4 separate regions of the Mus musculus genome follow, and regions 1, 2 and 4 are each linked to region 3. Evidence: chromatin loops called from intact Hi-C (ENCODE). Cell type or tissue: left cerebral cortex. All regions are shown on one strand. Region 1 overlaps B3glct (beta-3-glucosyltransferase). Region 2 overlaps B3glct (beta-3-glucosyltransferase). Region 3 holds the start of 4930500F04Rik (RIKEN cDNA 4930500F04 gene). Region 4 overlaps Gm20005 (a long non-coding RNA gene).

Evidence for each region. Peaks named below come from ENCODE experiments on the same cell type or tissue, not always from the same donor. Only the 100,000 strongest peaks of a DNase experiment are listed, where the experiment ranks them.
Region 1: it touches region 3 in a loop (11-fold over the local background); 8 of 42 quality-filtered maps call a loop at or near these places.
Region 2: a loop joins it to region 3, with 2.2 times the contacts of the local background. A loop is called at or near these places in 16 of 42 quality-filtered maps.
Region 4: it touches region 3 in a loop (4-fold over the local background); 4 of 42 quality-filtered maps call a loop at or near these places.

The regions. Positions count from the first base shown.
Region 1 is chr5:149,744,372-149,752,371 of GRCm38, reverse strand. It overlaps B3glct (beta-3-glucosyltransferase), which reads right to left. Exons shown (of 15, transcript NM_001081204.2): 11 at 6,833-6,946; 12 at 5,768-5,867; 13 at 1,822-1,941. Gm36141 (predicted gene, 36141) reads left to right here. Exons shown (of 3, transcript NR_168889.1): 2 at 3,943-4,098. Among named protein-coding and RNA genes, the nearest start is that of Gm38587, 15 kb to the left of the region's middle. In left cerebral cortex, CTCF peaks have their summits at 3,559 (motif pointing left) and 7,078 (motif pointing left); DNase peaks (open chromatin) are centred at 3,869 and 7,011.
Region 2 is chr5:149,710,241-149,718,240 of GRCm38, reverse strand. The region is part of intron 4 of B3glct (beta-3-glucosyltransferase); the gene reads right to left. Among named protein-coding and RNA genes, the nearest start is that of B3glct, 36 kb to the right of the region's middle. In left cerebral cortex, CTCF peaks have their summits at 4,894 (motif pointing left) and 6,505 (motif pointing right); DNase peaks (open chromatin) are centred at 4,227 and 4,873.
Region 3 is chr5:149,843,714-149,851,713 of GRCm38, reverse strand. 4930500F04Rik (RIKEN cDNA 4930500F04 gene) reads right to left here and starts at 3,967. Exons shown (of 4, transcript NR_045758.1): 1 at 3,734-3,967; 2 at 3,242-3,290. In left cerebral cortex, a CTCF peak has its summit at 522 (motif pointing right); DNase peaks (open chromatin) are centred at 509 and 3,048.
Region 4 is chr5:149,643,177-149,651,176 of GRCm38, reverse strand. It overlaps Gm20005 (a long non-coding RNA gene), which reads right to left. Exons shown (of 2, transcript XR_104961.3): 2 at 3,385-3,543. Among named protein-coding and RNA genes, the nearest start is that of Gm20005, 6.0 kb to the right of the region's middle. In left cerebral cortex, a CTCF peak has its summit at 3,257; DNase peaks (open chromatin) are centred at 1,603 and 3,266; H3K27ac peaks cover 619 bases.

The DNA of each region.
Region 1 (8,000 bases), 99 kb after region 3:
ATTCATAACTTATGCAGGAAGCAGCGAAGTAAATAGGCAATTAGACTGTAACAGGTTGCATAATGTACTGTGCACCCAAGCACATTAGAAAAGTATCCAACCCCGACTGCTGGGCTGTGCAGAGCTGCTGGCAAGCAGGCCTGGTAAATGACAGTGACCTACACAAGTCTTCAGGGAGACCCTAAGACACAGGGAGCTGGGAAGAAGAACAATGCTTTTCAGAGAAAAGAAGAAACAATGTGTTTCTGGGAAATTGCAACAAGCTCAACCAAAGGGTGCATGCCAAAGTCACCAGGGGGCCCTAGGAACCCTGGATACGCAGAGGGTGCTACACTCTGGTTGTGAGACACGGAGAAATCAAGTTAGTTCTGGTTAGGAAGCTTCCTTTCTGCCTGCTACCGGTTTTAAGGGAAAAAAAAAAAAAAAAAGAAGAAGCCGTTCCTCAACCTCTCCTGTTTTCTGTGTCAACATGGATTCTCCCTCAATGCCAGCTCTTCTGCCTCGATGTCACCAGCAGGCTGCCACGGGGGGGGGGGGGGGCAGAAGGCAGGGCACGTTTTTGGACTTCTGAAACTGTCAGCTAGAGAAACCTCTTCCTGTTAAAAGTTACCCAGGCTCAAGCATTTTGTAATAGTGACAGGCAAAACAGACTAAGACAGAGCCATTCCAAACCAAGGTTTCATTAAATAGGAATGAAAGGCCCTAACCCTTCAAAAGCTTATAAACATAAGCTTAGATAACACTGCTTGGCACACAGTGACCATAACTGTCTACAGCTGATATCCAGTTAATACCCTCCTCAACACCCACTAGTAAAGGCTGCAGCAATAACAGAGGAGATTAACTGCTCGATTGATTTACCCATAAAAAATCAAATTAAAATCTTTCCCCACAGAGTTCAGGCAGGTGCTTCATTTAAAACGATTGATTTTTAACTATTTAAAAACCTATAAATCCTATATAAATATTACTTAATTGCCTAATCTAAGATTCTATACTCTTCTTTCATCAAACATGATTTATTAGGCACTGGATAATTTAAAATTTTAATGACTTTTTTTTTTCTGAAATTGAAATCCATAAGCATTTTCTTCCATCTAAAAAGGCAATCAAAACTAGTTGGCTGTGTAGAATCAAGCATTCTTACAGGGAGATTCCCACCACCACGTTCTTTGACCTGAACTTGGTAGTATTTCTTCAAAGAATAAAATAATGTTTACAGTGAATTCTGTTCTTGTTTCCAAAATGTAATGTTTATTTTTCTGTAACAGAAGTAACCATTGTCTAGAAAGAATCCAAGTGCCAGAACAGGCAGACTTCAGAACCACAGACCATTTCTGCCTGTGCAGAAAGAAAGAAAAAAAAATTAATGTTCAAAGTACCTTTCTGGACTCAACCAAGCACAGGTGAAAAATATTTAGCCTGCATCCTTTCCATCATCCCAGAAGTGACACAATATAAAAACTATTTCCAGCTAGGCATGGTGGCACACCCTCCCGATGCCAGCATCACTCTGAGGCAGGGGCATCACTCTGAGGCAGGGGGAGGAGGAACTTCAGGCCAGCCGAGGATACACTGTCAGATCCTCATCGCAGAAGGGGACATTCCATAGCATTTATGTTGTAATGTGTGTCAGAAATGATCAGGAACTGATTTAAGGTTTGCGGGGGGGCTTCGGCACAGGTCACACTGCCATGTCACATTTTATCTAAAGGCCTTGGGCACCTGCAGGGGTTCCTGGACTCTTAACCCTTCAGGGATGAATAGAGATACAGAGAAGACAAGAGATGGCTGTGTCCATAAGCCACTCTGCTCACTCACCCGCCTCCTCCTGTGACATAGCTGTAGCCGCCTGTGCCTAGGCCGTAGCCATAGCGCTCTCCCAGAAACACAGGGTCGCTGGAGTCATAGCAGCTAAGCAGGTGTCGGAGCCTGGAGATGCTGAGACACAAAGAGAAGGCTTGTTTAGTTCTTATATGGCTTCAGAATGAAGTATTTAGAGGTAAAATCCAAGTGTAGAGTAAATGGATTTAAAAGAAAAAAAAAATTCAAAATATGAACATGGTACATTAGAATAGGTGTCCTTCGTCCAATTTGAACTCAGTCATGCTGGCCCCAGGTACCTCCCTGGGGGCAGCACGTGTCAGGTGACTGACTGAAGGTGCTCAGATGGCTGTAACTCTCCTCTATCAGGCAAAACCTCAAATAGACTAGGGCTGTTTTAACACTTGAGAAACACAAAAGAGCTTCCGAAGGCTTGGAGGGGCAGGGGTGGCAAGGTGGCAGGGTGGGGGGTGTTGTTCTGTCAGGGTGGGGCTGGCAGGTGGGAAGAGACCTAATCCAGAAAGGTGTCCCCACAAATCCTCAGAGTAAGGCCAGCCAGGTCTACACAGTCAGTTCCCGGTCAGCTACAGAAAAAAGGAGGGAGGAGGGAGGGGAACAGAGATAGGGAGGGGAACCAGGAGAGAGACAGAGGTAGGACAAGGGAGAGAGCAGGAGAGAGAAAGAGAGACAGATTGAGAAAGGTTAGGGACTGAGAAGGGGGAAGGGGGGGGGGGAGGAAAGAAAACCCAGGATAACCCTTAGATGCCTTACAGAGGCAGAAGAGATTTCCAGGTCACCCACCAACAAGCCTTAACTTTCCCTTTTAACACTGACCAGTGATCCTGAAAACTAGTTTCTGAATGACCCATAACTTTGGGTTAAAATCTTAACGGACTAACTTTCACGATGCCTCTGAGTCCCGCAGGCTCACAGATGGGTGTCACAGGCTCTGAGCAGAACATAGCGTTGCAAATGGACAGGGAGCAGCAGGTGTCCCAGACACTCACTGTCCTCTGCTTGGGGAGAGTGGAGGTGACACACAAGAAGGACCCAGCTTTCCTAGCTGCTACCCGAAGAAAGAGTGAAGCCGGGAGATGCAGGAGCAGTTTTACCGTAAAAGGACAAGACAGAAGCAGCCACACCCCTCCTTGCGCGAGAGCGTTTGCTCCAGAGTCTCATGCATTTGCAGCCTGCTGCACGTTGTAAGACTGTAAATAGGTTTAGAACGTCTGGAGGCCAAGGCCTTTGCCGAGGCTGGCGGTTTCGAGTGAGCATAAAACACGATCCCTCCGTGTTCTGCTGTGGTTGGCATGGAGGTTAAACATTCTAAGCGCCTAATTTGGAATCTGTTTTCAATGAGCGGTCTGAGGAATTCATCTGCCCGGAGAGAATGACTGCATTTACTGACGGAGGGGCTGTGCTTGAAGATCTAGGGAAACTGAAGTTCGGTGTGGAAAAGACCAAAATCTGCCGCCCCCCCCCCCTCCCCGACTTTCCAGGGCAAAACAGGTCTACTTCTTGAGCTTAAAAAAAAAACAAAAAAAAAAAAACAAAAAACAAAAAACGAAAAACAAAAACAACAACAAAAAAGGGGGGATAGAGGTGGATCAGCACGGAGCACTGGCGGCTTGTGCGGAAGAGCCAGAAGTTCAATCACCAGTACCCATATGGAGGCTCACAACTATCTCTAACGCCAGGAGATTCAGCGCCCTCTTCTGGCCTCTCCAGGCACTGCATGCATATGGTACACATACATGCAGGCAAAAACACTCATAGGCATAAAATAATTTGTTTTTTAAATCTTAAAATTAAAATAAATAGAGAGAATTGTTTTTCTCTTCTTCCTACATATTGTGAAATTGTCAGTTCTACCTACGGCATTCAATATTTTAAGGTTAAAGTGATCTAAGGTTCCTCTGGGCTTCTTATACCACGGATGAGTCTCATTTTCAACATACTGCTGAGAGGCTCGGGGACTGCAAATGTAGTTTGATAATTATCACCCACTTCGCATTCACTAAAGAGTAAGAATGTGGGTGAGTGGGATGGATTTCAATTCCATCTAAGGGGAGTTGGCCCAGGAAAAGCATTTCACTTAACAATCTGTTCCCATTGCAGGCTTTTCTGAGTGTCGGGCATGTAGAGGAAAAGCACGTCCCTGCTCCCTAACAAGGACCACTGGGCTGGATGTGTGCAGCATGGCAGTGCTGGCAGATCTCAACGCAGAACCCCAATCTTTCAAGGCCAGAGGGTGCTGTATCCTGGCCTATTATGGTATTGTATTTTATAATTATAGAAGAGTTACAAACACAGGATGAGAGCCCAGCTACCCTTGCCCCAGATTGACCAATTCTCCCCATTTACTATAGAGCCTCATTCACAGGCTCTCCTCCATGTATATCAAAAATATAAATGTATAACATGTATACTTTTTCACTCTCCTGAAAAAATGTACAAAGTAAACTAATTCTCCTAAAAGTGTGTATATCATACCCTTCCCCAACCATTCCAGTGTATATTTCCTAAGGGCAAAAAAGTCCTCAACTTCAGGAAATGTAACAGTTGACATGGTAACTTTCTTTAAAAATCAGCCATTCTGCCCCTACATATTAAACCAAGAGAATTAAAAGCACGATGTCTACACTGAGACTTCTCTATGTAGATGCATCTTGGTGGCTGGAGTGGCAGCTCAGCAGCTAAGAGCACCGGCAGCTCTTACAGGGGACCAGGGTTCAGTTCTCAGTACCCAGATAGCAGCTCATGAACATCTGTAACTCCAGGTCCAGGAGATCTAATGCCCCCTTTTGGTCTTCACGGGCACTGCACCCATGTGATACACATACATAGATATAGGCAAAATACATAAAATAAGATAATGGGACCTTTAAAAAAATATAGTAGGCTCAATTAAAATAAATTGAAATCAAAACACTAAAACAATATATTTAAGTGGACTACTAATTCTAATTTTTATGAACTGACATAATAATGTCAGTTACAGCACCTCCTGCCCTGACCTAGTGTTTTTCTTTGGCTTGTAATTACTGACTTATCTTTGAATTGTCAAACTTTTCTTCTGCGATGTCTGATTTGCTGTTAATCCTGTTCAAACGGTTTTTTAAATCTCTGATAATAGAGTTTTCATGTTTATAAGATTTTTTCATATCTTCCATGCATCCCCTTTGAAAATATGAAATAGAGTTGTGATTACTTAAAAACAGAATAATATATATGTGTATATATGTGTGTGTATGTATATATATATATATATATATATATATATATATATATATATATATTAACTAATGGCAATAGTACCAATTCCGGACAATGTCACTCGCTGAGTTATGGTGTCTCAGTCTGCCCAATGGGAACAGATACCACGCCCAGCCCCACAGAGTGTCCACTGTCATTCCCTCTGATCATTTTGGTGGGATCTGTTCCAGCATGGAGAAGAATCTACTGTACTGAATACTTAATGCAAGGGTTGTGGTTTGTAAGTCTGTCTGTTTGTTGTTGTTGTTTGTCTGTTTGTTGTTTGAGACAGGGTTTCTCTGTGTAGCCCTGGCTGTTCTGGAATTCACTCTGTAGACCAGGCTGGCTTTGAACTCAGAGATCCCCCTGCCTCTGCCTCCCAAGTGCTGGGATTAAAGGCATAGGCCACCACCTCCTGGCTTATCTGTCTGTTTTCTATTTATGTGTCCTACAACAGCCTTGGTCTCCTGAGACTCTCAGCCCCACCTCTTTAATGCAAACTATGTAGGTTCCAGCCAGTCCCTCTTCCTAAGCTTGGTGTAGCCAGAAGGCAGTCAGTGGGGCAGTGACCTGCTTCGTGCTGCCAAATGTTCAATATCTTAAAACCACCCCATCCCTGCCACTCTGTCACCAGAAGCAGACATTGCTATCGTCAGTCAGTCCCGGGATGAGAGGGACTCTTACCTACCTGATTAATGTGTCATCGTCCACAATGACTAACCATGAGATTTTGTTGTGACTGTGATTCAAAAATTTTTCCAAAATGGCAAAGGTTTTTCCACAATGACCTAGGGAAGATGAGGAGAAAACTGGCAATGTATTATTTGCTTTAAAATATGTAGCATCCATTTAATTTTTTTTCAGTCTTAAAGTGGCAGGAGAGCCCGAAGGTTGTCATGCACAATAACGGGAAACTGTTCTAGAAATTAGCCTTCAGTGATTTCCATGTAAGCTGAAATAAGCCCTCTCCTCCCTGACTTTTGGTCACGGTGTTTTGTCACAGCAATAGAAACTCTATTTTATGTATATGAATGTGGTTCTCTTCAAACACACCAGAAGAGGGCATCCGATCTCATTACAGATGGTTGTGAGCTACCATGAGGTTGCTGGGATTTGAACTCAGGACCTCGGGAAGAGCACTTAGTGCTCTTAACCGCTGAGCCATCTCTCCAGCCCCTAAAACGCTAAGTAAGACAATGTCTGTAAGCCCAGCACTTTGGCGGGTGTAGGAGGATCACAAACTCAAGGGCAGCACGGGGGCTTTAAGGCCAGCCTGGGCTACACGAACTCTTTCTCGAAACCAAACCACTCTGAAAATGTCTTTCACTAGTAAACAACCTGAGAAGCTGATAAAGTAACTTGGTGCCTCCCATTCCAGCCCTGAGGAACTGTGTGGAGCTGGGGAAACTCAGTGCTAAGGTGCAGACCATCCCTTCTAAATGGCAGAGTGTCTGTCTGTAACCCAAAGTCCCATGTGAGAGCCGGTATCTATCTACAGGTAAAGATACTCAGAGAAAGAAGAGAGAAAGAAAGAGAAAAAAATTAAAATAAGAAATCCTAGCTGGGCGGTGGTGGTGCACGCCTTTAATCCCAGCACTTGGAAGGCAGAGGCAAGAGGATTTCTGAGTTCGAGGCCAGCCTGCTCTACAAAGTGAGTTCCAGGACAGCCAGGGCTATACAGATTTCAGTTTCTCCTGACTCATTCATAAACAGTTTGGGGATGATTTAAGTCAAGGCAGGATTAAGGACTCACCCCTGTCTGTATTGGGAATTCCCAAATCCACCGTGGGGATGGCGGTTTCTGCATAGTCACTGTAGTATTCGATAAGGCTAGCCTGTGCCGCCCATGTCTTCTTTACGATGGGTACTGAACACACCACAGAGGGAACAATCATAGCCATGATGCAAAAAGAGAAACAAAAATTCAAATCAGCAGTGACCCCACAGAGAAGCGACATTCTTTCTCAGTGCCGCAAGCCTCCGTGCTTGCACCCGAGGGAACGCCAGTGCCCTCTGCTGGTGAGCAGAGGGAAGAGCACTCTGGTTGAAGGGCTACTGTCCATTGAGCCTGAGGTGCACATCCCTCCCACCTCCCCTCCCCTTAATAAGACATTGGTCAGATAACACTGCTTTGTTTAAACGGACTGTGAATCATGTCTCTTCTCCCCAAAAGTTAGTTCATTTAACTCTCCAATAAATAGACTCTAAAGATATTTCTGGAAGCTGGAGAGATGGATCAGTGATCAAGGACACTGGCTGCTCTTAGAAAGAGCCTCCAGGTTCAGGTCCCAGCACCCACATGGTGACTCAGAACTATCTGCAGCTCTACTTACAGGTAATCTGATGCCCTCTTTTGGCCTCCTCGGGCACTGGGTGTACATGTGGTACATATACTACATGCAGACAAAACACTCATAAAGTTAATTAAATTAATTTAAAATGTATTTTGTGTATATGTGTGTGTGTACATGTGTACATGTATGCATGCACTGTGTGAGTGTGTACACATAGCAGAGGCAAGAGAAGAACTTAGGGGACAGTCTTCTCTCTCTCTCTCTCTCTCTCTCTCTCTCTCTCTCTCTCTCGGCAAGGCCTCTCTCACTGAGCCTGGAGCTTATGCTATTCAGCTAGGCCACACGTTCAAACATATGCGCCAATGGGGCAGACTGCACATCCAAACTCTCCACCATGGAGAAAAATCATAGAGAATCCTTCTCTCAAGGACGTGTCCCACAGAGGTACTTTAAATTGGAGCAGGGTAAAAGTTTATTCTTCAAAGGATGAAGAAGAAGAGGAGGAGGAGGAGAGCTCCCAGCTTCACAGGTAGCATAAATTTTCTTAGGGCTTCCTAGAGTCAGTGAACCCCTCATTGTAAGGGACATCAGAATAACCCATTTTTACCCCCTGAGAATTTACCTGCA
Region 2 (8,000 bases), 130 kb after region 3:
CCCCCACACCCCCACCCCTTGCTCAGTGTTCCCTCCCTCTCTCCGTGCCCCGCCCTCCCTTCCCTCCTCCCTCCCGGAGTCCCTCCTCATTCCTCATTTTTGTACTCATTTATCAAGATGTGAGCTCTCAGCTTGCTGCTCCGGCCACCATGCCTGCTGCTTGTCACCTGCTGGCCACGCAGTTTCACCAACATGGACTCAACCCCTCCAGAATCCTATGCCCATAAAATCCCTGTCTTTCATAAGATGCTTTGGTCGTGGTGTTTTACCACAGCATAGAAAGGTCACAGATATACACCAGGCCTGACTACAGAGATACAATCAAGAGCCTCATCGACGTAGGAGGAGCCAGTCCACTGTGGGTGGCAACAACCCTAGGCAGGCGGGTTTAGGTTGTATAAGGAAACAGACAGTGTTCCTCCATGGGTTCTCCTTCAAGTTCCTGCTTAAAAATTCGTGCCTTGGCTTCCCTCAATGATGGACTGTGAAACATAAGCCAAGGAAAACCCATAAGAACAATAACGAAGACCCAGGTTTCTCCAGACTCACACAGAGCAGGCATCTAGGGCTGCGAATACTTCCCGTGCTGGCCAGCCAAAAGTGCACAACAAACATGCACAACAAGATGGCCTCCTAGGCACGCAACCCCTGCCTTGAGTCACAATATCCTATTCCCTGTGCTGCAGAGAATACACTGGATAAAGGCACATATATAAGAGATGTTTCTGAGCTGCTGAGATGGCTCAGGAGGTAGAGGTGCTTGCAGCAAGGTTCACGAGCTGAGTTCAATCCCTGGGACCCACATGATGGAAGGAGAGAACTGACTCCAGCAGTTGACCGCTGAGCTCTGTGTGCACACGGCACAGCAAAAACGCATCAGATACAAACACAAAAATAAATCAAGGATGCGTCTAAGAATTCTAGCTGTGTATCAAGAAGAAATAGTTACTTTAGTGAAAAAAAAACTTAAATTAGGGCTGGAGAGGTGGCTCAGCGGTTAAGAGCACTGACTGCTCTTCCAGAGGTCCTGAGTTCAACTCCCATCTGTAATGAGATCTGATGCCCTCTTCTGGTGTGTCTGAAGGGAGCGACACTGTACTCATATACATTAAATAAATAAATCTTTTTTTAAAAAGAATTTATTTTTTTTAAATCCTATTTTCTCCTGGGATATTTTGCCCAGGTACTTACAAAAATAAATACTTATTAATAATAATATTTATTATATATTATATTGTGCAAAATAATTTACTAATAGATATTCATAAACTAAATAATCAATATTCAATAAATGAATGGATAATTTCTTACTCAATGGCAGTATAATAAATTCTCCAGTTTCATTTTTAAAAAGACCTTATATGTTGAACATCTTATTAACATCTATCAATCTCTACCCAAAAGAAAGGGTTTTGAGTAATTAAACAAGCACCCACCTGTTTCTATCTCAAAAGGAAAGTATAGTGCTAACATCAAAAAGCTGATGAAAGCCAGGAATGGTGGTCCATGCCTTTAATCCCAGCCCTCTGGAGGCAAAGGTGGGTGGAGCTCTGAGTTTGAAGTCTACTCAGTGAGTTCCAGGCCAGCCAGGGCTACACAGTAAGACTGTGTCCAAAAAAAAAAAAAAAAGAAAAGCCAAATTCTTAGGCAATAAAATGGCACTGCTCATTCTCAACACTAACCCTCTAATGAAGTACCTCACATGGTCTCCCTGCCAATAAAATAAATTTCTAAAATTAGGAAGTGTGAGGCCATCTTTCTCCGGCTTCTTGGAGCCAGACTGTGCCAGCCTGCCGGGCTTGTTTTATGGAGATGGGAGTTGTTTTAATCTAATGAGCCAAGGCCTAAATAACTCGGCTCCAGAAAAAAAAAAAAAAAAAAAAAAAAAAAAAAAAAAAAAAAAAAAAAAAAAAAAAAAAAAAAGACAATTTCCAAAACTTTGTGTTCTGTGAACAGGCAAAGGAATAATTTATTGGTAAGGCCAGGGCTCTGCCAGGTTTTAAATGAGGCTTAGTCTCCCCACAATAGAAGGACATGGAATCTGAAGCTGTATGGGTGGAAAGGAGTGAGGGGAGGGGGCTCGGACGAACCTGGCACAGCTCCACCGTGCCTGAGAGCAGAATCAGCCCTGACCCAGATCAAGTACCTCGAAGTAGCAGGTGTGCTCTCTACTGGTGGGTTACCTGGAGAAACGGAAGTCTATCTTGTCCACTGTTCAGCCCGTTCTTTAGTCTGAAGCATTATTCTAAGCTTCGCCCTCTGCTCCTCCCCGGCCCTGCCCTGACCTCCTACACTAACTTCCTTGACCCCGTCTACCATGACCTTTTCCTTGTGCTAGATGTAATGAATATTCTCATCGTAGCCTCTACAGAAGGTGCCTGGACCCTTGCTTGACTGGAACACACTAAGCATGATGTCATGGGGCGTTCTGTCTCCTTTTCTTTTGTTCTTTCAACTTCATCTTACAGTGAAACCCCTCGGGTTTCCATCACTTTAGGCAGGACAGCTGTAACTGGATTCCACATTCCGGAAGGTTAAAAAAAAAAGAGGACTCGGATAACAACCTTCCTTTGTATCCCAACATAGCTGTAACAAACAAGAAAAGGACTCACACGAGTAATCCCTTTGAGTAGGAATTGTGCCAGGTTTAAAAAACAAAAGTCAAGCCATAATTGGCAGCCAGATGCTATGGACCTAACAGGCATTTAAAAAGAAATCAACTCAGGTGCCTGATTGACTAGAAAAGCTGCCCGCACAAACGCTTCTGTGCGGTCCTTCGCTTAACTCCTCGCCTATGCCCGCGCCTGCGCATCTGCGCCCCTCTTTAAAGAGAGCAAGAGACAGAGAGACAGAGACAGAGAGGCAGGCAGACAGACAGAGAAAGCAGGCAGGCAAGCAAGCTATAGGAGAAATGGTATTCCTTCAAAATCTGCCTTCTTCCATGTCCCTCAAAGTCAGGGACCTCATATTTCATCAGCCGTGGTACCCGTCGCCCCAACATTCCTCGCCCTCCAGCCTAACCTAAAAGGCTAGGTCCTAGTTGGCCCCCAGCACACGTGCTTGCTGTATCCCACAAGGACGACTGTTCGACTTCCAGACCCCACCAGGCATCCCAAAATATACCTTTCTGAAAATTTCCATTCTTGCCTTCCAGAACTCTGTTCTAAATACATATCCTCCAGGTGATTTTTCCCTCTCTTTGTGACCTAATTTCTCAAAAGTCTCAGCCCTCCCGCATCTCCAGCCTCACAGGCAAAACTGGTACAATACCAGGAGCAATACCACACAGGGTGGTGCTTCTTAAATGGCGGTACATGGACATTGTGGTTTTCACAAGCCTGTGGGTTGTCTACAGACTCCGACTGCGTGGGTACAGTAATGTGTATGCCCTATACTTCCAGTCCCCACCTAATGACTGTCACGCACAGTATCCAACAGTTACCATCTGCCTTTAAGTAATTAAAAGAGCCAGAATATCCCTTTTCTAGGTTCCTCCGTGACCCTTCACACCAGGGCAAGCCACAGCAGCAGCCAGCGTATAAAATAACACTTGGGAAAACCTGATAATTCACTGATTAGAAAAAGAAAATGATGCTTAAAAATTAGAAATTTCAAAGTGACTATTGGCCTGCATGTCAAACTCCATTACAAGCGGGAATGTTCTAGAACACAAGAAAAATGGTTTCCCTCCTCCTGCTGCCACTCGGAGCACACTACTAAATTTCACATAGAGCTGGCACAGGTGCCTGTTTCTTATTCCATCTGAAAAAATGGGGGGAAAAAATGTTTGTGCTTTTAATAAGACACAGTTTCAGCACCTTGAGGCAAAACAGGCCCAGGTAACGCCGCCAAGAGCAGCTAGAAGGAGCTGCTAATCACAGAACCGCTTCCATTTTTTGTGCCTTGATTTTTTTTGGGGGGAGGGGGGGCAGGCTTCAGAGAAGCGTGCAACCTGACAGGGGTAATGAATAAATAAACAGCAGTTTCTGGGAATCTGCTACTGTGGGAGGCACAGATATTTCCAGCTATCAGATAAATATTCAAATGATAAATGCTAACTGCTGGTCGCCCCTCACGGGGCAACTTTTAGGAACGCTCTCAGAAGGCGAATCTACAGACAGACGCACCGAGGGCCCCTTATCTGTGGTCCTTGCAAGCGCCCACCACAGCTCCAGCGAGACTGACAGCTTTTCCCTCTTCCGCTATCACAGCTCCGAGGCAGGCTGAGCTGCCAACGCGGTCCCAAAAGGATGTCAGTTCCTTGAAACAGTTTGATTCCAACGAGGGAGCGTCCCTGCTCCACAAGGCGAGGTTTCCTTGCTTGGTTGGTACAACTCAGCTATTAAATCTCACAAGATGGCCTTCTCTAAGTGCTCATGGAGTCCCAAGGCAAAGTATCTCGTCCCTGCCCCGCCCCTAGAGAACTGTCTACAGACCCGATGCTAGCTGTCAACTATTTTTAAATCTCTGAAGTGCCATTCACGGAATTAAACCAAAGTTTTAATCCCGTATGAGAGATAAAATGCTACATAAAGAGGAAAAGATCCAGTACCAAGCATAGCTGCAAATTCTGCAATCTTTTGATTGACAAAGCCTTGTTAATCCACGTTTGAACCAGCCTGAGGCATACACCACACTCCAGCGCTCCTCAGCAAATTAAGTCTGAGCATTACAGATCTGCCCTCCCTACTACAGCATTCACAGCTGAGCCCCAGCGGGGAAGAAATGTCAGGGTAACAGTAACAGTTGATCTTATAGTCAGAAGAGGGGTGTCTCTTTATCACTTTAGATTCTATTTACTATCACAGAAATTAAATTCTGGGGGCCCCGGGGAACTTACTTAACTACACCTCTTTAAATGTAAAACCAATATCGCCACCTAGTGGTCAGCGGGCTCCTAAGCCACTGAGGATGTAAATGAAACAACAACACACACAAAAATTAAATATAAACTTTAGAACTAAAGAGAAGCAAAAGGGCTAAAGGAGCCAAACGCTTCGGACAAAAGGAGCCACTTCTAAATGTGAAATGCTGAGATGGTACATCGATGAACACACAGTCTCTAATATTGTATTTGGCATTCCATCCAGGTACTAGGGGGTCAGGGACACAAGAAAAGTAAAGGTGAGCCCTGCCTCACTCTAGTGTGTGAGCATGGGACAGATAAACACAGGGACAAGGGCTGCCATGAAGAGGCCGTGGTGGAATGCCAGTCAGAACTCCAGGGATACGACGTCTACAGATGATGATAAAGTTTATTACACTAGACTAATGTCACTAGCCTGAACAAAAACGCTGATAGCTATGGGTTTTAGTTTGGTATCATTTTATTTTTAATGTGTATGTGTTTTCTGCCTGCCTGTGTATCTATGAATTACATACATGACTGCATGTGTGTGATTCATAGATATGCGTGCCCACGGAGGCCAGAAGTAGGTGTTAAATCCACTAGGAATGGAGTTAGAGACAGTTATGAGTCTCTATGTAGATCCTAGGAACCAAACCCAGGTCCTCTGGAAGAGCAGCCAGTGCTCTTAGCCTCTGAGCCAACTCCCTGGCTCCTGGCTATTCTTTTTGAACAAAGGAACTTTTAAAACGTAGGTAAGTAAAACAAGCCAGTCGGAAAATGACAATTACTCTAAGAATCGTCTCCCTCTAGGCCATTCATAGCAGTCGCACACAGAGACTGGAAGTTAAATGGAGGTCACTTGGGGCTACAGAAAAGGAGAGCAGGGAGTTGTTTAGAGGCTCACAGTATTAGTTTTATTAAATAAACAAGCTCTGGAGATATACGAGAATATACCTGATGTGACTGAACTGTGTCCTTGAGATATTCATTTGTGGGCTAGAGAGATGGCTCAGCAATTAAGAGCGCTGGCTCCTCTTGCAGAAGAGCGGGGTTCAGTTCCCAGCACCTACATGAGGGCTCTCAACCATCTGTAACTCCAGTTTCAGGGGATCTGACACCCTCTTCTGGCCTCTGGACTGTGTGCATGTGGTACAGACATACATGCAGACAAAAATGTTCATACACATAAAATTAAATAATCTTTTCTGTCACTTACTTTTAAAATAAAAGAAACCTCTTTTACAACAGAAAAGAAAGCCATTCAGAAAAAGTAGTGAATTTGGGGGACTCAGGGTAAGTCACACAAACACAGCTTGGTTCTGAGTGATCAGAAATTAATGGAATTCAACCTGTTCTCTGCCTTCAACATCTGTGGAGGAGAAAAATAAATGGGTAACGATCAATAACACAGAACAAAGCAAATACAACAGGTTTGTACAAGGTACAACAGGTTTGAACATGATACAGAAGTAGGAGCAGGAAGGAGTGGCTTACAACCATAGGTCAAGTTGGTACAGAGAGCCCAAGTATGGTGACACCTGCCCATAACCCCGGGACTTGGAAGGCAGCATTCTCTCACCCCTATACCATCACTGTGTGCACATAAACGGGTATGTGCACACACTCATGCAGTTACCCTCAGGGGCCACAAGGGGGCATCAAGTATGAAAGTGCTCATCATTCAAGCAGGAGGACCTGACTTCAGATCCCCAGCACCCAAGTAAAAACTGCCATGGCAGAATGTATCTGAAGCCCCGGTACTAAGAGGAAGACTAGGAACGGGGGCATCCTGAGGCCCAGTGGCCAGTCAGATTAGCCTTCTTGGGCTACTGAATGACCTCCAGGCCCCTGAGAGATCCTGTCACAAAAGAAGGAAAGAAAGGAGGGAGAGAGGAAAGAGAGGAAGAGAGGGTGGGAAGGAGGAATGGAAGAAAGGAAGAGGAGGACAGACTGCCCAGGAACTACACCAAGGTTACCCTCTGGCCAAACACACGCACAGGCCCAAATGTACACTCAGGCACACACATAAACACAGATACACACATATATACAGACACCTGTACATACATACACATATACACATGAATGTATACAAACAAACACATACACACATATATACACACAAATATTCATACATATATACACATACATATACATACACATATATAGACACCTATATATACACAAACATGTATATGCACACGTATATGCACACACATATATACACATGCATGTATTCACATACACACATATATATATACATATATACACGTACACACACAGAGGAATGGTGGAAGGTCACCACTGTTCTGCTGGGTCTTCTCTCTCTCTCTCTCTCTCTCTCTCTCTCTCTCTCTCTCTCTCTCTCTCTCTCTCTCTCTCTGAGCTCAGTGAGAGAACACACATGTATCTCCTGTGCAGGATGCTAATGCTCAATTCCCAGAAACAGAGCTAAATTACCAGAGACGTGAAGGGGCACACAGTCTCCATTCCTGATCACAACTGCTGGGTCTGTGGGAGCCTTGAGCCACCCTCCCCTGCAGCCTAGAATCAGTGCTAAGAATCCAGCGGCCAAAGCCCCAAAAGAAACAGGTACAGCTAGTCAAACAGTACCTTCCGTGTGTGTGTGTGTGTGTGTGTGTGTGTGTGTGTGCGCGCATATATGTATGCAGCATTTCAATATATATATGTATGCATATTTAAATATATATGCACATATATTTTCACGCCACACTTTGTGTGTGTGTGTGTACGCATGTATATATATATATATCCACATGTGTATGTATACAGCATTTTCATATATCTGTGTATGCATATTTACATATATATGCACATATATTTGCATGCCTCTCTTTGTGTGTTTGTGTGTGTGCTTGTGTGTGTGTCTGGGCTTCATAAAGAAAAATATCTTTCAGCCATGTTGATGCACACCTTTAATTCCAGCATTCAGGAAGCAGAGGCACAGGGATCTCTCTGTAGGCTAGCCTGGGCCACATAGTTCTCACTGTCTCAAAGGAAGAAGGAGAAGAAGAAATAGAAAGAGGAAGAGAAGAAGGAAGAAGGGAGGAGAAGGGAGAGAGGTAGAAGATGGGAGAAGAAGAAGGAGAAAGTATCTATGAACAGAGAGCAGATCCCTTATCTACAGCCT
Region 3 (8,000 bases):
AGTCCACTTATCAAAACCTACAATTGCGAGAGCTTATCGATCCGAGGTGACTGGTTTCTTTTTAAAGGCGTTAGGGAACATCTGCTGTTTGGAGACACTTCAAAGGTAATCTGAATAGGGATCGATACATGTTCTCAGCCCCGAGCCTATCTGCTTACTCAAACGTGAATAAAGATGAAAGGGGATGCGAAAACCGGAGTTTATGCTTGAAGTGTACCAGCTCCAAGTCAGACGATTTTATATGAATTAGATCCTATAATCCTCACATCTCTCAAATGAAATATTCTTGGTTAAGAAAGTGAGGCTAGGTAAATGGACTTTGTTCTTTCTTACCGCTGAGCCTTCTACAATGCAGGCACAGGGAACAGGTTAGAGGAATTTGAGGGGCCGCCCACAGAGGAGGTGACTGCAGACAAGTCTACTGAGTATTTTGTTTAACTAACTCCCAGCTTGCTTCCTCCCTTTCCTCTGCAAGGGCCTGTTTCCAAACGGAGACAGTTAGCGAATCCCTCTTTCAGCCACTAGAGGGCAGACGCGGAATAAAAAGTTACCCAGGTACCCAAGGTCCTGGCCTGGGCTTTGCTTTGGGCCATGGCTGGCGACAGTGTACATCTTCGGCCCCTTTTCAGGTCACAAATTCCTCCTGGGTCCCTTCCATTTCATCCTTGGCATAGCCGTGTCAATGTTTGTTTGTTTGTTTGTTTGTTTGTTTGTTTGTTTCTAAGCCATCTTCATCTTACAAGGTTGCTTATTAACTACAGAGAGATGATTTTTATTTTACCGCCACGGCAATCTTAGACTGCAAAGGCTTGCTGAATTTGGGGAAGGCATCGATTCCTGATGGCAAATTGAGTTCATGGGGAAAAGCAACCCAAAGACAGAACATGGCTTTGGGGGGGATCTATCTTGCAGGCTTAACCCTAATCCCAAACAGCTGTTCAAGAACTAGTAATGAAACTGAAGGCCCTTGGCCACATACTACATACCATGTGACTAGGATCAAGGTTTTCCTGAAAGGGTTAACCGGGGTTACTGTTGCATTTTAAACATGAAATGAAGCTAGAGACGTTAACTTTGAGACCCGCTATTTTTTCGATTAAACCACAGGATGCCGGGGGAGGCGTTGGTTTAATTTCTGAACTCATTCCACCACACCTTGCCACAGCCACCAGATCTAAAACCAGGAGGAAAACCAAGCCAAAGTCAGGCTAGGACATGGCTCCACTAGCAAAGCGCTCACCAGACAAGCACGAGGACTTATATTTCATTGCCAGAACCCAAAGAAAAAGTTGGGCATTTTGGCACATGCTTTTAATCCCAGAACTGAGAAGACAGAGGCAGGAGGATTCCTGGAGTTCACTGGCCAGCTTGGTTTACTTTCGTCAACTCTAAGCCAATGAGAGACCCTGTGATGGTTTGAATATGCTCGACCCAGGGAGTGGCAGGATTAGAAGGTGTGGCCTTGATGGAGCAGGTGTGGCACTGTGGGTGTAGACTTTAAGACCCACATCCTAGGTGCCTGGAAGCCAGTATTCTGCTAGCAGCCTTCAGATGAAGATGTAGAACTCTCAGCTCCTCCTGCACCATGCCTGCCTGGATGCTGCCTCCATCCCACCTTGATGATAATTGATTGAATCTCTGAACCTGTAAGCCAGCCCCAATTAAATGTTGTCCTTATAAGAGTTGCCTTGGTCATGGTGTCTGTTCACAGCAGTAAAACCCTAAGACAGACCCTGTCTCAAAAACAAACAAACAAACAAACAAACAAAATGGATGGAGCCTCCCAGGCCTCCGCAGGCTTGCCAACACATACATACTACATGCATGCAAGCTCCTCTCACACATCCATGTGCATGCACATACACAAAATTAAAGGCAAAAGAGATGTCACCTCACAATCAAATTCTGGGGTGAAAAAATGCGCTCAACTCACCAAGTTTGCAGAGTTTGAGCAACTTATGAATGACAAAGAGTTGGAAGAATACTTCCAGGCCTACTGTTACAGGAAAACTGACCTTAAGTGTGTCACTAAAATGGCCTCTCCAGTCTCACTGGTGAAACGTCTACCAAGGTGCCCTAAAAACATCTTAGCAAGACAATGGGCAAATACTGGTCTAAAACCTCATACCCTTAGAATTCTACAGCCTGGGGCCAAACTCACCCCATCCACATTTCCAGACCAGCTCCCCACAACCCCAAGGCTCCGCTTCCCAATAAAGGGTGTTCTCACAGAAAGGGAGTCATTTCCTCTTATCCTTTCAACACCATCTAGCAGACAGTAATTCTGTGTCATTCAATGGGCTTAATAGGCACATTTTATGAACAAGAATTGTTCTACAGGCAAGGCTTCAAAGGAAAAGAAAACCCAGGCCTATATCTTTGTGAAATTAAATAATCTATTAGAATCCTAATAGAGACAGAACAAGACCAGAAAAAATCCCAGTAGGTGATGTGGCGGGTTGTACCTTATCGTGACTATACAATCCTATAAGGTCTCTAGACAACGCAGAGAAAAGTATTCAAATTAGGAGGATCAAGGGAAGCTTTGCAAAGGAGTTGGGATTTAACCAGCCTTTGGGAGATCAAAGAAATGTTCATAAGACAGAAGAATATATATGCATACGTGCTGCAAGCATCTGTAGTTTTGTGTAACTGACCAGTGTGACTTGGGGGTTGGGTCAGGGAAGTGGGATTCTGTAAAGGGTAGTGGTAGGCACACACGTGGTTTCCTGTAATGCCAAAAAAAGGAGTGGATACCCTTGTCTTCTCAAAGAGAACAGTCCGTTCTGACACACCAGGCATTGAGTACCGGTTAAGGCGAAACCTCCCTCTGGGTAAACTTACAGTAGAACCTCCTGGACCTGAGAGATTTACTTCATGAATGTCTGCCGGAAAGATCTCTTGATGTCCCTCATCTGGGTTCATTAAACTCTTTTCTTCTGCTGCATAAAACAGCCACCCACCTTCTAAAACCTTGACTAATGTTTCCCAGAAGAGAACTAGTCATTTCACATGCTGTAACTAAATATATCATCACCCTGGCCTGTCTTTCAGAGCTCACCTCCTACTCCACCCCCCACAGCCCCAAAGACTGCAGATCTCCCATCCTCCACCCTCGTCAGACATCTTGGTATATTCTTTGTGTCAAACTGTGCTTGTTAAAAATTGAACCCTTTTCATCCAATGTGGCTGCTCACTGCCTCTGGTTTTACAGGAAGGAAAATCCACTGCCGCCATTTACCAGGAACATCTCCAAGGTCCAGCCTCCTATCGCACAGGGCAGATGATAACTGTATGATGGAAAAAATATGTGACAAACAAATAAACAAACAAAGGTCACAAAACCTTTTTTGAACAGTAGCCCAGGAGCTCCAGGGAAGGATTCATTTGTTCTTGGTGTCCTCTTTTGCTAGCTATGATCAGGTGACAACACTTCAAACAACATAGAATGTCCCTGCTCTCTATTGTTCTGAAGAGCCCCTATGACCAAGGCAACCTATAGAAGAGTTTACTGGGTCTCACAGTTCTAGAGGGTTAGCGGTCATGGCCATCATGACAGGGAGCATGGCAGCCGGGAGGCATGGCTGGAGCAGCAGCTGAGCGATTACATCCTTATCTACAAATAGGAGGCAGAGAGCTAACTGGAAATGGCATGGGGCACACCCACCTCCCTCAACAAGGCCAAGCCTTCCTAACTGGACCGACAAATGGGGAACCAAGTATTCAAACATACGTGTCTAGGGAGGCCGTTCTCATTCCAACCACCGCATACAGGGTCTCAACGTTTCAAGAAGACGCTCACTGATTGCGTTCCCTGAGTCGATGATGCATCCAGTTTTCCCAAGGCTACAGATGCTGAGGAGACTCAGCCACACTCTCTAGGGATCTGCTCCCATAGGATATTTTGTGAAGTTTCTGTCACAGCGAGGAGGAGGCTTGGCTAAATCTCAACTGACTTTTTAGAATCCCACCCAGGCTTAAAATTGAGATATAGGCTGAATTATGTCACCACCACCACCCCCCAAACTTACACATTGAAGTCCTATGATGTAATAATACCTGAGAATATGACTTCATTCAGAGAGAAGGCTGCAAAGAGATGACCTCAGTAAAATGAGATGTTCAGGAAGGATGGCATGTAATGTAGCCAAGTGTCCTTATAAAGGGAAACCATGTGAGAGTCCAGGGAGAAGGGTGACTAGTCCTGAGTTTTCTTTGTCGCTCTCTTTTCTCCCTGCACTGTAGACAGTTCTCCCCTGGGGACACTGGGCATCAAGGAGCGACTCACTTTCTCTTATCTCTACTAGATGAGAGTCAAGCTGCACGGTATTCAGCACACACTTCGGAAGCTCAATAACTATGTCCAGAAACAGTAACTATTGACAACCCACCATCATAGCCTCCATTGTCCTCCTTACACTGAAGACAGGAAGGCTTTGATCCTCCACACTTCTAATCTTTTTCTCATAAAATCTCATTTCCTCACCCTGTCCTAAAGAGCCCTGCTCTGGAGGTTGTATTCCAGCTGTGTGCACCCCCCTGGACTCCGTAGACCTGTCAGAATCGCCTCTGCTTCCACATGCTGAGCCTTCTCCTTGATCTCTAGTTTTGACCCTTCTCACTTCCCTCCTCTCCTTTGCTATCCCGAGTCTGTGTTTCAGCATCCCCATTCCACATCAATCCCTATGCCCTGGCCTACCCACTGCACGGACCACACCCTTGCGTGACATCACCTCCACTTTCTCAGTGCCAGTACTGGAGTAGGCAAGCCCTGAGCTCAAATCTATGCAGGGTATTTCTGTGCAGACTTTTCTGATGTTTTCGTTCTGAGATGCTGCTCAAATTAGAAGATGTTTACAGAACATCTGGTCTGATCGAATGTCTAATTATTACAGCAACAACACTGACGTCCCCGCACCCTTCTAGAAGCCTAAAGTTTTGGCTGGACGCCTATAGAAGATATTGGGAAGAGTGTCAGCTTTTCCTGTGGATCAAAAGTACCAGCAGGGGAGTTAACATATCTCTCAGAGGTCTGATTATAATCTGTGTTCCTGGTCTTTGATGTGGAATTGTGACACAGAATAGCGACCGAGTCTCCAGCCCACCTCTTGCCCTGTGGGTTTCAGATTCAAGACTTGCGACCTCAGCTCTTGTCTGAGTTCCCAGCCGCCTGCCTGGCAGATGTCAGACGTGCCACTCCATAATCATGAGCACCAATTTCTTAAAACAAGCCCAGTAATCAGGGTCTGTCTTGGAGGACTCTGATTGCATTTATCTTGAGGCGTGCCTTCAAGCAGCATGGCCCTTTCATTTGCAGAAACATTTGTCTATGGCTGGTTGTTTTCCTCCTAGGGAAGTCAGGCAATACAATCGACCCAGCATCCAGAGTTCTAGGAGAACTTAAAGTGTTCTTTCACACTATAAACACATACCATCTTCAGATCTTTTTTTTTTTTTTAATGTAATAAGAACAGGAGAAATGCTCACAATGTAATAGCAGATGCAGAGTCTCTAAACCCTACCTGCCTCGTGCCAGGTACTCTGGGATTGCTGTTCAGATTAATTTTAAACTTCCTTTCAGTGAGGTATGTGTTGAATATTAAATTTTGTTTTAAGTTAAAAACAAGACCGGTGGAAAACATGAACATTGCCGTGCCACCAGACAGAAGACTTAGCAAGGTTGAAACAAGTTCAAACAAACAAACAAAAAAAACAAACAAAAAACAGGAATTCTCATAAATTGAGAACAGTAAGGGTTAGAACCAGCTCCCAGCCAGGGTCTACCTTTCCCGGAACATGTAACCACGACATCCCACTAGGAGGACTATGACAATCAGTCACCTGAAATTCTCACCTATGCAAAAAGCATCCCTCATATCTCAGAGTGAGCATCCCTAATATCTCAGGGAAGCATCAACCCCTGGATCCCATCCCTCCCCAAAACGTTAAGGTCCCTATCAACCCAATGAATAAAGTGCACGAGATATCCCACCAAGAATCATCTGAGGATGCCTGGCATATTGAGCTGTAACAGTCCAGGGAAGAGTTTTCTTTCCCAAAGCATTCATCGCTGGACCTTGGCTTCACCTAGTGGCTCCAGCTCCAGCTTCTAGTGACTCGCTGTGTTCATCACTGTTGGGGCTGTGACTAGAGCAGAAGAGACATGGCTGCCTGCCCTCGAAGAGCAGCAACACTTTGGCCGTTCCAGCTAGCTCAGAGCCCCTCAGGATCTATCATCCTGGCATGGTCTAAGAATCCTGGGACTGTGCTCTGCCTTCCCTGTGCAGCCTGCTGGCTGCACTCTGGTACGCAATCTGACCACTGGTGCCAAGACGTGGGGCACAAACAGCTGATGCGCCACAACTGATACCAAGGGAATTCAACGAGACCTCTGATTTGATGGGAGGTGAAAGCTCCCTGTCTCTGAAGAGAGACTAGCAACCTGTCCTTCTCCTCCTTGGTTCTCACTCTGCGTCATCGCACGGATTTGGAAAAGCTAGAGAGACAACTGATGCCTTCTGGCCAGAGCTACTCTCTGGTGTGGGCTGAAGGTCCCTTTAGCCCCTGTCTAAAATATGACAGCCCATAATGGCATTGGCAGAGACCCTCTATCTAACTTCCCCTTAAAACAAAAACACCTGGTAACGCAGCTGCCACTAAGTGTTACAAGGACAGCAGGCAGTTCTTAAATCTGTGGAAGGTTTAGCATGGAACCCCACCCCCACCTCCCTCCCGCCATGTGGATAGGCCAAGGGACTATCCTCACTGGACGAGGTATTTCTTCTCTTTTCTGTCATGAGCAGCTCATCGTCACATTAAAAAAAAAAAAACAAGCAAGCAAGCAAGCAAGCAAACAAACAAACAAAAACGGGTAAGAAAATACTTGCCCTATTAAAATCCCATGGAATAAAAATTGCCAAAAACTAAGCCTCCTTGTTTTGGGAAGAAGTCTTTCATATATCGACATGCATGGTCAATGATAATATTTACAGTATTGACTCATGGGCCCGAGTAGCTTCCCTCACCCCAAGCAGGAACACCCAAGAAGGGAAAAAAACCCTCCCCTGATTTTTTGCTGACGTTAGCTGCAATCAGGCAATGCATAGGGCCATCTAAAATAGGACAGGCTGATAACACCACAGCCCCTTTCCCTCCTCAGTTAGATGAATCCAAAGATCAAAGTCCTAAAAACCACCCTATTTCAGAGCTCACAGCCCTTACCCAATTACTACCCACCCCTACCCGTTTTAATCTCTCAGAGGAAGCACTCAACAAGCCCTTAGCCCCACTTGCCTCCCCTCCCCTCACCCAACTACCAGACCCTCCACAGGGCAGCATTAGAAAAACAAGGGAGCTCCCGCTGGCCCTCCGCCTCCACCTCCTTCCTCCCTGCCTAATCGGAGAGAGACGTCTTTCCTCCCGATCCCCAGCCAAAAGACCCCAAAATCTACCAAAAGCATAGACAAAACCCCACAAAACTAACTCCAAAGCCCCCGCCAACCCTCCACCTTGCCACAGCTTTTCGATGCTCTCAATTCTGTTGCAAAAACAAACTCGGCCTCCCATTCTTCTCAGGACTCCAAGAAGGAGCCAGAATCCCAAACACCGAAGCATTCTCTATTAATATAAATCCCACCGAACTAGCAAGCCTCAGCCTTAAAAGAACTCAGACGATTCTTAGTGAAATAACTCATGCACTTTATTTCTTGTGGACAGGGACCTTGTAAACATTTTGGGGTAGATGCTTCCCATTGGCTCGCTCTGAGGCGTTAGGGATGCTTTATCTGCATGACTGAAGACTTCAGGTGGGATGGTGTCCTGACGTGGTCACGCGTTCCAGGACAGGTAGACTCCTGGCTGGGAGCTGGTTCTGACATCTACTGTAGTCAATTATGAGAATTCCTGTTTTTTTTTTTTGTTTGTTTGTTTCTTTTTTTTTAATTTGCTTCAACCCTGCCAGGTCTTCTGTCTGATGGCACAGTCCACTTGCCCATTACATT
Region 4 (8,000 bases), 200 kb after region 3:
GCCAGTTGGTGGTGGTGCACGCCTTTAATCCCAGCACTTGGGAGGCAGAGGCAGGCGGATTTCTGAGTTCAAGGCCAGCCTGGTCTACAGAGTGAGTTCCAGGACAGCTGTGGCTACACAGAGAAACTGTCTTGAAATCCCCCGCAAAAACAAACAAACAAAGAAACAAAAAAACAAAAGAAAAACACAACTTCTACAGACAAGTATTGGGGGGGAGGGGAACTAGAGGGGGGTGGAATTACCTGGTTGGAGGTTACAGACAAAAAAAAGAGAGAGAGAAAAGAAGGATGAGAGAGACAGAGAGAAAGAGAGACAAAGGAAGACAGAGACAGACAGACAGACAGACAGACAGGAAAAAGCTTCCACAAGAGGAGATGGACCACGAGCACACGGCCAGGAGAAACAGCAAGTATTTCAGGTGCACCGCTGGGGAAGTAGCCAGCAGTTAGAAAAGCAGAACAGGGGTGACAACCGTCCCCCCACCCCTGCCCCAAACCCCAGTAATTGTCAAAGCCAAATAAAATAACCATAGTCTGAGTCTCATTCATTCATAAGCTAGACAAGGGTAAGTTTAAATTGGATCAAGTACACCATCTATCGCTGCTGCAGTTGCCTCTGTCCAGAGCAGACTGAGAAACACAGAAAACATGTCAGTCAGGGCTACTGAGTGTTTCCCTACTGCTAAGACTTCCTCCAGAAAGCAGGCTGTCATTCCCTCACTTGCTCAGGGGCTCTGCTCATGGGGCACCCCCTTATTTAAAGCAGGAGTGCACACAGTGACCTCTCCCCCACCCTTGCGTGTGCACACACACACACACACCCCTCCCCCAGCATTCCACTTTAGTTTCTGCACAGCACTCAATGTAAGCCGTTCCTTCTTTTTCTGTAATATTCACACAAGGGCAGACATCTTTGTCTGCACTGTTTCCCACTCGAGAGCCAGTGCACAAAACAATGTCTGCCACTTAGCAGGCACTTGCTGGACACTCGATGGCTGCGCATCGCAGACAGGGGAGTGATAAATGCAGGGAAAAGAAGCCCCCCAGGTCTGCTGCTAACCTAGGTGGGACCCCTGGACCGCCATATAAGACATCCTTACTGCAATTGGAAGCAACAGTTCTGAGCTATTTGACTTGCTTCCCTCTCCATAGAAACTAACAGAGGTGGCTGTGCCAAGGCCAGGCGGAGGCTGAGGGGGTGGGGGTAGGGGCGGGTGCTCGGTGCCATCTAAAAGCCGTCGACTCTATACGATTTATAAAGGTCATCCAACTCCCTCTTCTTTGTCTTTTTTTTTTAATGACGATGGAAGCAGTGTATATTTCAGAACTCTTAAGTAAAATCAAAAGAAAGCCAGGGCGTACAAATAGCATAAAGGCAATTACCATGGAGCCAGCCTATGAGTCTGCAGGAACAAGAGTCAAGTCAGAGACTGATTACATTTTTATGAGCGAGGCCAAGGTTCTTTTGGCTGCAGCTTTCATCTGTGGCCAGGTCACTCTGGTCCCTGTTATCTCCTTCCCCACTGCACAGGTGCCTAGAACATTCTCTTACGTTCAAGGAGAAACTGGGGCACCAGCTTTCTTGTTACAATCCCTCGTTTTCCGGAGCCCTTGGGCTCACAGCTTAAAACCAAACCCTTAAGAACAGTGAATACCATTCTCCCACCTACTCCAGCTTCTCCATCCCTGCTTCCTGCTCAGCCATCTGTGTTAGGTCCTTGTCCCCACTGGGAACTCTGTGTAATATCCACCCCCCCCACACACACACACACACAAGGACTGTGCTTGGTCTCATTACCAGAGAGATTGGGTAAAAAGACTAAAGCCCCCAGTGGATAACGAGCCTCCTGGGACTGGACTTATCTTGTGAAAGCAGCCTCCAAAGCTTGGCTGTCTCCAGGGTGAAGTACTGTTTGTTCTTTGAGAGACCCCACCCAGACTCAAGAAGCTTTGTCCTATCTCAACTCCACAAGTTGCCGACTATCAGCCACTGGTCTCTGCCGCAAACGGGACCTAGATGTCACTGTCTCTTAAATTTACCTATCCAGAAACGGTGGTAACCATTCCTCCAAGGCGCTTCCTCCTACCTCCCACACCTGCCTGTCCCTGGTCCTCACCCAACCTGTCCCTCCCCTCCTCCCCTTTTGTTCCAGCCAAGGCTTCAGAGCTCAAACTTAACTCCACCCCTCACACACACTCCTTATGGAAACCCTTGAGTGCAGCAGGGCCTCACTCTCCTCTGTAAACTGGGGTTGATCATGGTGGAAGGGTCCACCATTAGCCAAAGAATGATACCCAGGACTCAAACAGTATGTAAATGAAAAGAGTGTTTCATTCTGTAGAAGTGCAGCATGCTGGGATCTCCCATTACCAAGATAGAGAGACCCTGAAGTGAGCTCTAAGGCCCATTTAAAGCACCTTAGGAGAATCCCCCAGTAGGTAGGCTTTGTCTTGCACTATCTCTAAGGACATTCCGTTAATGGGTTGTGGGTGCTGGCTGGAAACTCCTGACCCATTATCCTTGTTTCAGGCCAGGTGGTGGGGCAGTTTCTGACTAGCTGCATGAAGTGGGTTTTTAGACCTAGTCTCCTTAACTGCTTGCTATTTGAAGCCTGTGGTGGATTCAGCCTTGCCTTCTCAATGGAAGGCGTCTATTTATGAGGGCTCTTGAGAGGTTCTGAAAACACAGGCTTGGTACTCAGGCAGTGGACTGAGATGTTATCACTTCACCCAGTCAACAACCCTGGATCTCTCTCTCTCTCTCTCTCTCTCTCTCTCTCTCTCTCTCTCTCTCTGTGGCACCACTCCAAACCATTTGGCAGGGTTCCTGAGGTCCTCTGAGGTTAACATTCCTACCCGTGCATGCACCAGGTGTCCTTGTGACACGAGGGGAAGCAGGTGACACATGCTTGCCCCTGTCTTCAAGGCTGTAAAATTCATGTTCCTCAGGTGCTCCTCGGAATGAAACCAGCAGAGTATACCTCAGCCAAGAAATGGACACACAGAGAGACTGAGCAAGCCCTGAGCCCCTGGGGAAACAAGGCTGAGGCTAAACCAAGTGTTCTCTCCAACCTCTGGGCATAACAATCAATGCCCATTCCTATTGTCGTTGTTTTTTGCTGTGGTTGTTATTGTTGCATCTTGCTTCTGTTTCTTTGTTTGCTTGGGTTTTTGTCACCAGTGACTAAGTCCAAAGAGAAACACTGCTTCTCTGCCTCTTTGGCAGCTTGAGTGTGATGTTCATGAGTCTCTGGCTCCCCTGAGTGGCAAAGAAAATAAATTCACATCTCCGGGACTCTGACTCTCTGCATAAAGATGCTCAATTCCACAATTTATTTACCCTCCTGTGCTCTAGTTCAAACGGAATCAAGTTTACTCTTGCCTCATAAGTGCTTTGACAGGAATTTATTTTGCGGGCCAGGTGACTTTCTCATTTGTGGCTGGCGCCTTCGAAACTGAAGCTCATCCTTCTTGCTTTGGTGTGGTGCTTGGGTGTGGATCAGAGGTACAAGTGGCTTGAAGTAGGGGACAGCGGCTCACTCTTCTGCAGAAACAGTTGGACAAAAAAAAAAAAAAAAAAAAAAAAAAACCACCATGTTGGCATGACAACAAGGATGGGCTAGCCAGCTACAGACACCAGCCCAGACTCCAACCAGCTTCTTCCAGATTACCCCGAGGAGGAACTAATTGGAAACAAAGAAACAAACTAACACAAGCAATCACAAGCTGACAGATATCTTCATTGTATAATTTTTTTTCAGGACAGGTTTAAAGTAAAGGCTTGTCCATATTCATTATATCTTCTCTCCATCATGATTATTTCCCAGGGATTTGCTGCCTATGCAAGAGAGGTTCCTCCCAACCCCTACATGCCTTTAAACACTCAGAGACAATCTTCCTGCGTACAGGCCTTAGAGTACTGGAGTAAGATTTTTTTTGTTTTTTAAAAGCCTAAGTAAATGACAGTGATGTGTACCCAGTATGAAGTGGATGTGCTTAGTGAGTGGATGAGGGAAGACCCTTTAGAGTTGAAAATGATGGAGGTGTTCAGACACCGTCAGAATTAAATTGAGCTCTCTCTAGTCCCCAAGCTGTGGGCTTCAGTGGCATCTCCGTGTAGTTTCCCTCATTATCGTACCATGCTTACCTTTTTCTGGTGCAGGAGAGAGAGTCTGCAGCCTTACTTACTCCATGCCACACAAGCCCTCTCTGCCACTAAGTCACTCATGCCCTGGTCACATTTCCTATGTCTCACCTCAGCAAGCCTGCTATTTTTGTTGTTGATAATTATCTTTGAAACAGCTGCATCCCCTTTTCATGATGGGGGCTCTCGGGAGGAGTTCAGCGAGCATTTGTTAAGGGAAGGCATGAATGAATAAGCTGGGCAGTCAGAGGTAGATGGCTTGCTCATTCATGTACGTCTCTCAGGAATGTTTATGATCCTGGGGTAGCTATCCATCCACGGGGGCACATACATACTGCATTTTAAGACAACGTTGAAAATGAGGCTATAAGGGCTGGAGAGATGGCTCAGAGGTTGATAGCACTGACTGCTCTTCCAGAGGTCCTAAGTTCAATTCCCAGCAACCACAGGATGGCTCACAACCATCTGTAATGAGGTCTGATGCCCTCTTCTGGTGTGCAGGCATCTATGAAAGCAGAATACTGTGTACACAATAAATCTTTTAGAAAGGAAGGAAGGAAGGAAGGAAGGAAAGGAGGGAGGGAGGGTGAGGGAGAGAGAGGGAGAGAGAGAGAGAGAGGGAGAGAGAAAGAGAGAACGGGCCATAAGAGTAATGCTTTTCCAGGTTATGCAGTTAAGACCTGACTTAGTATGTTCTTAGTAATCTTGCGGGGGAGAAAAAATATCTTAGATACCAAAAATATTTGCAATTATCTGCAAAGATATTTCAACAGACAAGATTTTTTTTTCTTAAAGATTGAATTTTATGTGTCTGTGCACCATGAGCATACAGTGTCCACAAAGGTCAGTACAGGACATACAGACCATTGTGTGCCATCACGTGAGTGCTGGGAACCAAACCTGGGTCTTCTGCAAGAGCATCCAGTGCTCTTAGTCACTGAGCCATCTCTCTACCCCCAGATTTGCCATTTTGAAATTTGTGAAAATTTTCACTATGTCAGAGCAATCTTGCTACTTGGGCAACATATTGTACAATATGAAGACAAGCTGATAGCTTCAAAGTTTCCTCTTACAATCCTTGGGTAACAAGAGCTTGATAGTCAAGGTATTCACACCCAGTAACTGTTATTTCTTGTGTCCCTTTTTATGGCAGGTATTCATGTCATTACTTTACAATTGGCCTTATTCACATTTTCTAAAATGAATTTCCCAGAAATTGAGTAATTTTCACCAAAAATGTTGTAGCTCCCCAAATGGACACCTCCACCTCGGTGTGTCTACTCCCAAGAGAGCTCAAGGGATCCTCTTTAGGGATTGTTATTGTAACACCAAATGTGCAAGCCCAGCACATGACCTTTGGGCAGTTCTAAGAACTGGCTCCCTCTGCTGCCGGTGGGGATGGAGGCCCTTGTGGTGGTCAGGGTTTGGTTTTGTTTTCTCAACTTGATATAGGCTAGACTCATCTGGGAAGAGTCTCAGCCGAGGAACTTCCTCTATCAGATTAGCCTGCCTGGCAAGTAGGTGGGCACTTTATTGATGATTGATGTAGGAGGCCTCAGCTCACTGTGGACAGCACCATCCTAGGCCAGGTGACTGTGGGATATATCAGACATTAGCTGAGGGAGAGAGCAGGCCAGTAAGCAACCTTCCACCATGTCTTCTGCTTCAGTTCCTGCCCCTGGCTCCCCACCTTGAGTTTCTGCCCTGATTTACCGTTATGATGGACTGTAACCTGTAAGATGAACAGAATCTGTCCTCCTGTACTGGCTGGTTTTGTGTGTCAACTGGACACAGGCTGGAGTTATCACAGGGAAAGGGGCCTCCCTTGAGAAAATGCCTCCATGAGATCCAGCTGTAAGGCATTTTCTCAATTAGTGATCAAGGGGGAAAGGCCCCTTGTGGGTGAGACCATCCCTGGGCTGGTTGTCTTGGTTCTATAAAAAAGCAGGCTGAGCAAGCCAGGGGAAGCAAGCCAGTAAGTAACATCCCTCCATGGCCTCTGCATCAGCTCCTGCTTCCTGACCTGCTTGAGTTCCAGTCCTGACTTCCTTTGGTGATGAACAGCAATGTGGAAGTGTAAGCTGAATAAACCCTTGCATCTTGGCCATGATGTTTTGTGCAGGAATAGAAACCCTGACTGAGAAACCTCCCCCAGTTACTCTTGGTCATGGTGTTCCACACAGCAATAGAAAGCCAACTATGACAACCCACCGTCATGGTGCTCCTGACACAAGGACAAGGTCTTGCCAGGTGGAATGGAAGTCGGAAGGCTGAGGTGGATGGAAAGCAGCAAGTTCAAGGCCCCTCTGGGCTACATAGCGAGTGTGAGACAAGCCTGGTCTACAGAGAGGGACTCTTGACTCAAGAGAGTAAAAATATAAAAGCCAAAAGAGCAAAGCTAAGCATGAACCCACCTCTTGCTTGTGAGTATAAATTTGATTTATATATATATATATATATATATATATATATATATACACACACACACACACACACACACACACACACATATATATATATATATATACATATATATATATATATATATATATATATATATATATGTAGTTTAGGGGAGAAAACACACTAAAAGTTGAAGGTTAATAGGCAGTTTTATTATACAAGCTATACATTCCCTCGATTCATCATTCATAAGAGCAACTTTACTATCAACACCACCGGCACTTAGCACTGACCTGTGCATCATATTCTTGTGTATTAAAATGCACACTGAACCGTGCTCTCTGAGTTGCACAAAGAGGATGTATTTTTGCACAAGTCTTTTATGTTTGCTTGAGACAGGACCTAGTGTAGCTCAGGCTGGCTTAAAACTCTCTACGTATTGGAAGATGACTTTAAACTCTTGATCCTCCTGCTTCTACCTCCCACATGTGGGATTACAGGCGTGAGCCACTTTACCTGGCCAGTAACTGTTTTCCCAGGAAGTTGGAGGTGTCCATGTCCTGCACGGCTTTATTCCTTTCGATCCTACCCTGTTTTTTCCTGACACACAAGGCAGCTGAAATACCTATTTCAGAGTGTGTCACCATTCCAGATTGGCAAGCAATTCCCCGTGTGCAATTTCTCCTTTGGGTCATAGAATTAAATATAGAGCTTCGATCCGTGTTGCTTGGTGTGATTTCTCGATTTCACAGTATTCTAGCCGGGTTCCACTCAACAAGCCACTGTGACTGCATCCATCCTTGCCTGCCACAATGTGACTCTCCACAAAGGTACTGAGCTCTCCTGAAGTGTCCACAAGAAAGAATTTCATCTCACTAGCCATGGATAATATAAAAACAAAACAAAACAAAACAAAAAAAAACCCACCCAGACTTGCTTGATAAAGACAGATCGTGGATGTGAGGGGGCACCTGTCACTCACTGATAGGGTCGCCTGGTTCGCTAGGCACTGTCCCTTTCCTCCCTCGCCACCTGCTGCACATTCCGTCAAAGAGAATAGACCGAGAACTCTTTTTTTTGGTCCAAAATGTGTGAGTATGGGCCCTCTTCTGACAGAAACTCAAACAAGCTCTCCGGGTCCATTTGCAGGAGGATGGAGACACAAGTTTCAAGCCTCCAGGCTTACCCATGCTGCATGAGCGCTAGCTAGTCTGCCGTTCTTTTTAAAAATGAAACCCGAGGTCTTTCACTTTCCCATGTGAATCATTAATTCCGTAGGTGAGGGGGGGTGCGGGGGGGGGAGTGAACACACCCTTGCTTCAGAGAACTCAATGTACCACCGAGACAAAGGCACATGGCTGCAAACATCTGTACTTAGCAGACAGATCCCATCCCAAACCCCCAGTCTATCTGATCCACTAAAAAAAAAAACATACACAGAATGAGGGAAAGCA